Regions from separate parts of the Homo sapiens genome. Here regions 2 and 3 are each linked to region 1. The links are chromatin contacts, found by Hi-C in ENCODE. All regions are on one chromosome and are shown on one strand. The core of a region is the stretch at or near the end of the contact, and the rest is flanking DNA. Distances in the headings are between cores, read along the strand shown.

Region 1 (2,700 bases), core at 149-2,648:
TGCATCCCCTGAAGCAGAGAAAGTATTAACTGGTGCTCGGCGCGGTGCCAGAGAACAGCAAGCGGATGTGGGCGTTGAGGAGGGCTGTGTGATTTACGGCAACTACTTAGGGGGAAAACAAAAAGGCACCCATCATTTGGCCACCTCCTCCTCCTCCTCCTCCATCCTACCTCCTCTTTCCATCTGGTTACTAAGGAGACCAAGTTGAAAAAACAAAAATCCAACCAGTCCAGAAATCAAAGGATGACTAGCTCACCAAATGCTTTCCCCTACTCAGGTCAGTTCTGAGAAGTAAAAGGCAAAAATCCTGAAATTCTAACCTTCCTGGGAAGGACTGACTCTCTTATAAAACAGAAGGCAAGTTCAGGACCTAAGCAATCAAGAAGTGCCTACTATGTGCCAGGCCCTTTACAAACATCCTCTCATTTAATTCTTACAACACTTAAAAAGTGTAAGTGAAGAAGGTACTTTGTAAGGAAGAGGAGGAAAAGTGGAATCCTTAACCCTAAAAGACTACAAATTAAGAAGCAGGGGCGTTAAGCATAAGTAATTAAACTGGTTAAGAGATTAGAGAGTAGGTCTCTACTGCGGAAGGAACTCCCACAGGAGTGGGAGTGAGGAAACTGATCAGGTGGTTTGGGAGCGGTTAGGGGAAAAGGTGAAGACAGCTCAAGGCCTGGCCGGTCCGTCGTGGTTGCGGGTGGGTGGTGGTGGAACTGATGAAGTCCAAGTTCAGGGCCGGGGAATTGGGGCTAATCAGATCGGGTGCACTTGGGTTTGGAGCCGACTGACCAGGTCCTGTCTGTACTATTACTACATTCGGATCAGACGTGATGGGGCACAGAGGGCCTACAGGTGAGAAACCTGCCAAGCTCAGAGAAGTGGAAGTTCATGGGAAAAGCATGCCTCCTTGTTAGGAATGGAACCGCCACAGAAGAGGTCGAGGATGGCGGAAGACAAACAGGACCAGGAGGCCAGGAGAAGCAAGACGAGAAAGCGGGGATGGTGTTAAGATGTCCCTGAGGGACAGGCAGAGGCTTGGAGAACAAGAAGAGAAAGAACAGGGATCAAGGGAAACGGAGAACAGCCCCTGCCTGGGAAGACTCGAGCGACGTAGGGGCAGGGTCGGAGCGGGGCCGGTCCCCGACCCCGGCCCCTTCAGCCGGTACCTACTTGAGGTCCCGGTTGACCGAATGTAAGTTGTCCTGGAAGTGCGCAATAAAGGCCTTCTCCCGGCCCTCCAGCGTCTCCTTGTTCCGCATCCCATCCTTCAGGCAGTCGAACACCCTGCTCACGCTGGAGCGCAGCGCCTGGATGGCACTAATGGCCTGGGAAAAGGCCTCCAGGTTCACACTGACATTTATCACGTCCGCCATGTTGCCGCCGCCACAGCAGCTCTCCAAAGCCGGCTTCGCAAGCAAAAAAGCCGCGCTCGCTGATGACGTATCTCCGAAGACCTCTGGGAAATGCAGTTCGCGCGGGGCTACCCAGAAAGCACTTTCGAAAAAGGGTTTCCCCTTGAGCTAAACTAATGCATGGGCAGGAAAGTGATTTTTCTCAACTTGGGGAAGTCAGGTTGCACTCCCGGTTTGCTTAATGGTGACAAAGAAATACAGAAAGTTCCCGCATTTCCCCAAACTTGCACTCTGGGGAATCATAGGGAAAAGAATTGCTCAGAGCAATAGTGTAAAAAGGAAAGGAACATAGCCCATTCAATAAAATGAGTCCATATTCATAAATAAAGCGGGGAGAAGGAAAGTTTCTTCTTTCCAATAGAATGCCAGCTCATAAATGCAGAAAGAGTGATGGAATTAGAAAATTGCCATTTGACAGCCATTAGAATAATTGATTCAGATAGAAATCGATGGATGCTAAAACTAGTGGGTGAAAGTGTCAGAAAAATAACAGGCTTTTTAGGTAATCTCAAAGTATCGTCCCCCAAGATGCTTATTAATTAAGAAGAGGAAAATAATGATCCAGAGATTCCACTTCTGGGCATATACCCAAAAGAAGCGAAAGCAGGGACTCAATACCTGTACACATGTTCATAACAGCATTATTCACCAAATAGCCAAAAGGCAGGGGAAACCCAAGTGTCCATAAACTGATGAATAAACAAAGTGTGATACTGGCATACAATGAAAAATTCTTCAGGCTTAAGCAAGAAAATTCTGACATATGCTACCTGGAGGAAACTTGAAGACATTATGCTAAGTGAAATAAGCCAGTCACAAAAAAACAAAATTCTGTGTGACTCCACTTATATGAGGTGTTTAGGGTAGTCAAAATGTTAGAGACAGAAAGTAGAATGGTGGCTGGTTTACAGTGAACACACACCTCTGAAAATAACATACATAGCATAGAGGTTGTGGAAGAAAGAGAAGGTTTGGGATTTAAATAAAACCAACAAAATGTTGGCCAAATCTGGCTTTATGGAAAAATTCAATGTCTCTTTGTCCTGTTGGCTATAGACAGGTTTCTGAAAATTTATTATCTTTTTACTAAAGGGAACCTGCCCAAGTCCTCATGTTCTTTCCTTAGAGGAGCTGGGGTTGCATAGCTTGGAGCAGAGAAGAGGAGAGCAGGAGGCAGATCATGATTGTGACCTTCAACTCACCTTCATGTCAACCCAAGACAAGAGTCCTCCTTGGTTAACTAGTGGCAATAACAATAACCAGTTGTAGGAAGGCTGTAGAGAGG
Region 2 (2,700 bases), core at 138-2,637, 550 kb before region 1:
GGGTAGGCTGGGCCTCTGCTTCTCTCTCTTTCTGGGACTAACTGGTTAGACTGCGGCTTTGCAGGCCTTCTTCCCACAAGTCCTTGGGAAAAGGCTGACCATGCCAGCCAGCCAGGGTGGAATCTTCTAGCAGTGGCAGGTGTCTCCCTGCCGCATCTGCCCGTTTACCTGGCCCGGAGCTTCAAGCCACCAGCACTAGTTTACCTACCGCCTCCCACACTGGCCTCTCTGAGGACTTTGCCCCAAAGCACGGGAGGGCACAGTGGGCAGAGGTGTGTGTGGAGGGCCCTAAAGGCCCCAACGTGGGAAGGGAAGATGGGAGGATTTCTCCAGGATCACAGTTGTGGCAGGGCAGGGCAGGGCTCCCCACAGTGCAACAGGCTTCCTGACTGGCTCCAACCACGCTCCTGGGGGGACACTCAGGGCCCAGAGAACTCAGCAAAGTTCCCCTGACTTCACTGTGCAGCCAACTCCACTGCAGGCTGCGTGGCGAGTTGGGGGAACAGCCCAAGCGGGTCTGCATCCATCCAACCTTGGGCCCAAGCGCAGCTGGTTAGCGGCCGCCCAGAATGGGGTCTGCCCTCCCCACATCGTTGGGCTCGCGATTTACCTGGATGGTCAAAATTGTACTGTCCTTTCAAGGCCTTGGCCTTCTGCTCTGCCGTCAGGACCTTGTAGAACCTGTCCTGGCTCAGGATGACCACCTTCCGCTGCCGCTGTTCCACCTCGTTCTGTCCCAGCAACTCCATGATCTTCTCACACACGGTCGACTGGAGACACAGAAGCGGGATTCCCGCCTGGAACCGCTCGTCCTGTGACAGGCACGGGGCCGGCTTCTGGAGACACTGACCCACCCGCCCCCTGGGGGGTATGCTCGGAAGGCGGGAGGACACCAACAGGTGTGGATGGTCTCAGCGGAAGGGCCGCGGGGGCCCAACGGGGTTAGCACGGACTTGGGGCTCCGAGGAGCCCGGCCGGCGGAGAGGCTGTGGGGGAGCCCCGAGGCCCAGCGCCCCAACCCCTCGCCCGCCCCAGCCCGCCCCGGCCCATCGCGGCCTGCAGCCCCTTCGCTCCCGCGCCCTGCCCCTGCCTGGCAGGGGGCCCCTCGGCCGGGGCTGGGGTCTCCTCTCTGGACCGGGCCGCCCGTAGGCACCGGCGAGAGGCGAGACCCCGGCCCGCTCGGCCCCTTACCTTCCCGCTGGCAGTGCCGCCGCTCACCCCTATCAGGAAGGGCCGCTGGTGCGGACGGTCGGCCTCCGGCGCGGGGCTCTCGCAGTCTTCGCCTCCCGCCGAAGCCATCTCGGCCTCCGCTCCCGCGCATCGGGTCCCCGCGCCCGCCCCTTCCCCAGGCCCGGCGCGCCCGCCCAGCGCCGAGGTCGGAGGCAACCGGAGCGATCACTTCCGGGAGGCGCGCGGGGCACGCCGGGAGTTGTAGTCCACCGGGGGGGGGGGGGCCGCGCATGCGTGAGGGTGCAGGGCCCGAGGCCGGCACACCAGGAGCGCCCGCGTCCCATTGCGCCGAAAGCTGGCTGGCAGGGACTGCTGCGCCCGGGCCTCGAGCCGGCTACAAGGTCTCAGACTCAAGTGGCCCGGAAGGTGCCCGTTCCGCACCCCGAGGCTGGGGCTGCGCCTTCGTCCGAGTGCTTGCCTCTGCCTCGCGCTGCCTCTGCGCCAGTCCCGGGCCCTCCCCCGGCCGCCCCCGGGCCTGGCCCCCTCCAGCCCAGGCTCCTCTTGGCCATCGAGGCCTCCGGACTGTCCGGACGCCTCCCACCCCACCCGCTGCTGGAGCCGTCGGGGCGCCCCGGAACGTGGCGGGGGCTGTCGCCTGATGACTTTAGGCTCGCGCCTACAGCGCGCCAAGGAGGCAGAGGCCCATGTGCCGGGTTCCATCCCTGCCGCCCCCCCGCTCCGTGCCTGGCACAGAGAACGTGACAGGCAAATTCTGATCCATTGAAATTATGGATTTCCAGCCGGGCGCGGTGGCTCACGCCTGTAATCCCAACACTTTTGGAGGCTGAGGCGGGTAGATCACGAGGTCAGGAGATCGAGACCATCCTGGCGAACACGGTGAAACCCCGCCTCTACTAAAAATGCAACAAATCAGCTGGGCGTGGTGGCGGGCGCCTGTAATCCCAGCTACTTGGGAGGCTGAGGCAGGAGAATCGCTTGAACCCGGGAGGTGGAGGTTGCAGTGAGCCGAGATGGTGCCACTGCACTCCAGCCTGGGCCACAGAGCAAGACTCCGTCTCAAAAATAAAAAAGAGAGAGAGATAGCTAAGGCTCGGGGCAGAGCATGCTTTTCATATACAAAACAGACAACCCCGGGCGGACGCGGTGGCTCACACCTGTAATCCCAGCACTTTGGGAGGCCGAGGCGGGTGGATCACGAGGTCAGGAGATCGAGACCATCCTGGCTAACATGGTGAAACCCCGTCTCTACTAAAAATACAAAAAATTAGCCGGGCATGGTGGCGGGCGCCTGTGGTCCCAGCTACTCGGGAGGCTGAGGCAGGAGAATGGTGTGAACCCGGGAGGTGGAGCTTGCAGTGAGCCAAGATCACGCTACTGCACTCCGGCCTGGGGGAAAGAGTGAGACTCTGTCTCAAAAAAAAAAAAAAAAAAAAAAAAGACCCCAAGTCTACAGCCCCAGCTACCTCCTTATCTAATTCTCGCCTTTGGAGGCAAGATTCTCCCTGCCCT
Region 3 (2,700 bases), core at 47-2,546, 580 kb before region 1:
ATGGATGAGGAGGAGCCCTGGGAATGGAGGAAGAAGCCTCCAGTCTTCTGCCACGGAGTTTAGGGGAGATGCCCCCACTGGAGCCTCTGATGGTCATGCAGCCCCCACTGATGTCCAGGTTTTTTTGGTTTTGTTTTTTGTTTTGAGACGGTCTCACTTTGTAGTCCAGGCTGGAGTGCAGTGGTGAGACCAAGGCTCACTGCAGCCTCGACCTCTCTGCCCCAAGTGATCTCCTGCCTCAGCCTCCCTTGTAGCTGGGACTGCAGGCAGACGCCAAGGGGCCCCGCTAATTTTTGTATTTTTTTGTAGAGACGGGGTCTCGCTGTGTTGCCCAGGCTCTCCTGGACTCAAGCGGGCTCACGGATCCTCCCACCTCGGCCACCCAAAGTGCTGGGGTTACAGGCGTGAGCCACCGCCCCCGGCCCTAGGTCCGTTTTAAATGCCCTTACCCTCAGCCACTTCACCGCTAGATGTATGTGCAAGCAGGATCGTGGCATCGATGTTTTTCGGCAAGGAAACTAGGAGCGCCCGCGGGCGTGGGGGCACGTGCCTGTGGTCTCAGCTGCTCTGGAGGCCGAGGAGGGAGGATCGCTTCGGGCAGAGAGGTCGAGGCTGCAGCAAGCCGTGGTCCTGCCACTGTACTCCAGCCTGGGCGACAGAGCGAGACCCCGTGTCTTAAAAAAAAAATTAAGGTCGGACGCAGTGGCTCACGCCTGTAATCCCAGCACTTTGGGAGGCCGAGGTGGGCGGATCACTTCAGGTCAGGAGTTCGAGACCAGCCTGGCCAACATGGTGAAACCCTGTCTCTACTACAAATACAAAAATTAACCGGGCGTGGTGGCGTGCGCCTTCAATCTCAGCTACTCGGGAGGCTGAGGCAGGAGAATCGCTTGAACCCGGGAAGCGGAGGTTGCGGTGAGCCGAGATCGCGCCATTGCACTCCAGCCTGGGCAACAAGAGCGAAACTCCGTCTCAAAAAAAAAGAAAAGAAAAGAAAAGAAAAAAACTAGGAGCAAACTGGCGCGCCCGGCAGAACGCCGTTGTGCAGACGCAGAATTAAGATCTTCACGCCAGATGGAGTGAAAAAGCAAGGAGCAGAAGATGGGTGGGAGCCCACTGCGCTTTTTAAAATCTGCACGTCTGCTTAGAGTACACAGAAATCCTGGCACACAAAACAGTAGCACCCGAGAGAGGGGAGGTCGCCGCGTTTCACACCTGCCTCTCCTCCGGGACCGGCGCCCTCGCCCGCTGCGCACGCGCGTCACCCTCTCCCAGTGCGCACGCGCGCTGCTGCCCGTCTGGCCCCGCAGGCTCGGTGAATCGAACGTTGAGCAGGGCGGTGGGTGGTGCGGAGTGCCGAGCGGCCTCACCCCCAACCGTCGGCCCAGTCGGACGGTTCCGAGGCGTTGCCGGGAGCCGGGCGCGGCTCTGTGTGGACTCGGAGAAACGCGGGTACATTTGGGGACACCGGGGACGAGAGCCCAGCCCGGACTTGGGGGAGTCCGTCAGTGCCGGACGCGGGTCCCTGGCTTGCGGACGGGCTGGGGCCGGGGGCGTCCCCGTCTTTCCGGAGCTGGGGGCGGGGTTCGGGCCCGGGCAGATGCGGCGTTCGGGCGGCCGAGCCCCGAAGTAAGAACTCCGTGGCGCGTGCAGCCCTAGGGAGGAAGGGCGTGCTGCGGGTGCAGTCTCAGGGTGAGGACGGAGCTGGGGCCGACGCAGCCTCGGGAGTTGGTGGACGGGACAGGTGCGGCCTGTGGGGAAGAAGGGCCGGCCAGGGAGATGCGGTCTGCAAGGGGAGAGGAGGCACTCCCAGGACAGATGGGACCTTTTGGGACGAAGGCGCTCAAGGCAGATGCAGCTCAGGGAGGGAAGGGCGCGTCCAGGGTAGATGGGGCCTGAGGAGACCAGCGGGGCGCCAACGGCCAGATGCGGCTTTGGTGTGAGACAGGGTGTCCCAGGCCTGATGCAGCCTCAAGAGAAGCGGAGCTCAAGGGAAGATGAAGCCTGGAGGAGAACGTGGGGGCGCAGGGTGCAAATGCACCCTCCAGGCGAGAAAGGGAGCACCCGGGGATGATGTGCCGCTGGGATAGAAGGCAGGGAGGCACTGGGGGCAGATGCATCCTTGAGGAGAGATGAGGAGGCCCCGAGGCTCGGCCAGGTTGGGGTCCCTGGGCTGTAAGCAGCTGAGATGGCACCCAGGAGCTGCCCAGGGTCAGGTAGCTGTGGCCGCACTGTGGGCTTCTGGTCGTCGGGGAGGGAGGGGAGAAACCCTGGCGTTCCTTAGCAGTGTTCTCGCGCCCAAGACGTGCTCGGCAGGTTTTGTGGAATGAGTTGTTGAAAGGAGTGAATGTCCAGTCCTGAGATCCCCTGAATTCCCACCCGAGTTCACTGCTAGTGCCCCTCACCCCACATGTCTACCTGAACCAAGGCTCCAGGAACTTCGGTCTTTCTCAGCAGCCCGGCTGTGCTGTGGTTCTCCTCGTGTGTCCGGGAGCCGGGTGGCTGGGGATCCCTTCTGTAGCCTCTCGTGAGCCCTCATGGACCACGGCTCCTCCCTTCTTTTCTAGGGCGTCTGCCTGAGCCCGCTTTTCTACAAGATGTGGGGATTTTTGAAGCGCCCTGTAGTGGTGACGGCTGACATCAACTTGAGCCTTGTGGCCCTGACTGGGATGGGGTTACTGAGCCGGCTGTGGCGACTCA

The links. Hi-C counts contacts between places; a loop is a spot of excess contacts on that map. Pooled maps may share reads with other maps.
Region 2: a map of CD4-positive, alpha-beta T cell shows a loop between it and region 1 (5-fold over the local background). The contact joins the promoter of UCK1 here to the promoter of MED27 in region 1. A Hi-C loop is called at or near these places in 1 of 168 maps with a recorded cell type or tissue (CD4-positive, alpha-beta T cell) and 9 of 50 pooled maps.
Region 3: a loop to region 1 is called in a pooled map, with 10 times the contacts of the local background. The contact joins the promoter of POMT1 here to the promoter of MED27 in region 1. A Hi-C loop is called at or near these places in 6 of 50 pooled maps.

What each region holds. Positions count from the first base shown.
Region 1 is chr9:132,078,469-132,081,168 of GRCh38, forward strand. MED27 (mediator complex subunit 27) reads right to left here and starts at 1,399. Exons shown (of 8, transcript NM_004269.4): 1 at 1,174-1,399. The coding sequence starts at 1,376. RefSeq lists an enhancer at 1,296-1,575.
Region 2 is chr9:131,529,876-131,532,575 of GRCh38, forward strand. It overlaps UCK1 (uridine-cytidine kinase 1), which reads right to left and starts at 1,388. Exons shown (of 7, transcript NM_031432.5): 1 at 1,192-1,388; 2 at 611-770. The coding sequence starts at 1,299. RefSeq lists an enhancer at 545-1,458 and silencers at 874-923, 1,124-1,483, 1,624-1,793.
Region 3 is chr9:131,501,622-131,504,321 of GRCh38, forward strand. POMT1 (protein O-mannosyltransferase 1) reads left to right here and starts at 1,297. Exons shown (of 20, transcript NM_001077365.2): 1 at 1,297-1,452; 2 at 2,568-2,700. The coding sequence starts at 2,598. RefSeq lists enhancers at 1,083-1,950, 1,951-2,700, 2,188-2,247 and silencers at 1,198-1,397, 1,468-1,617.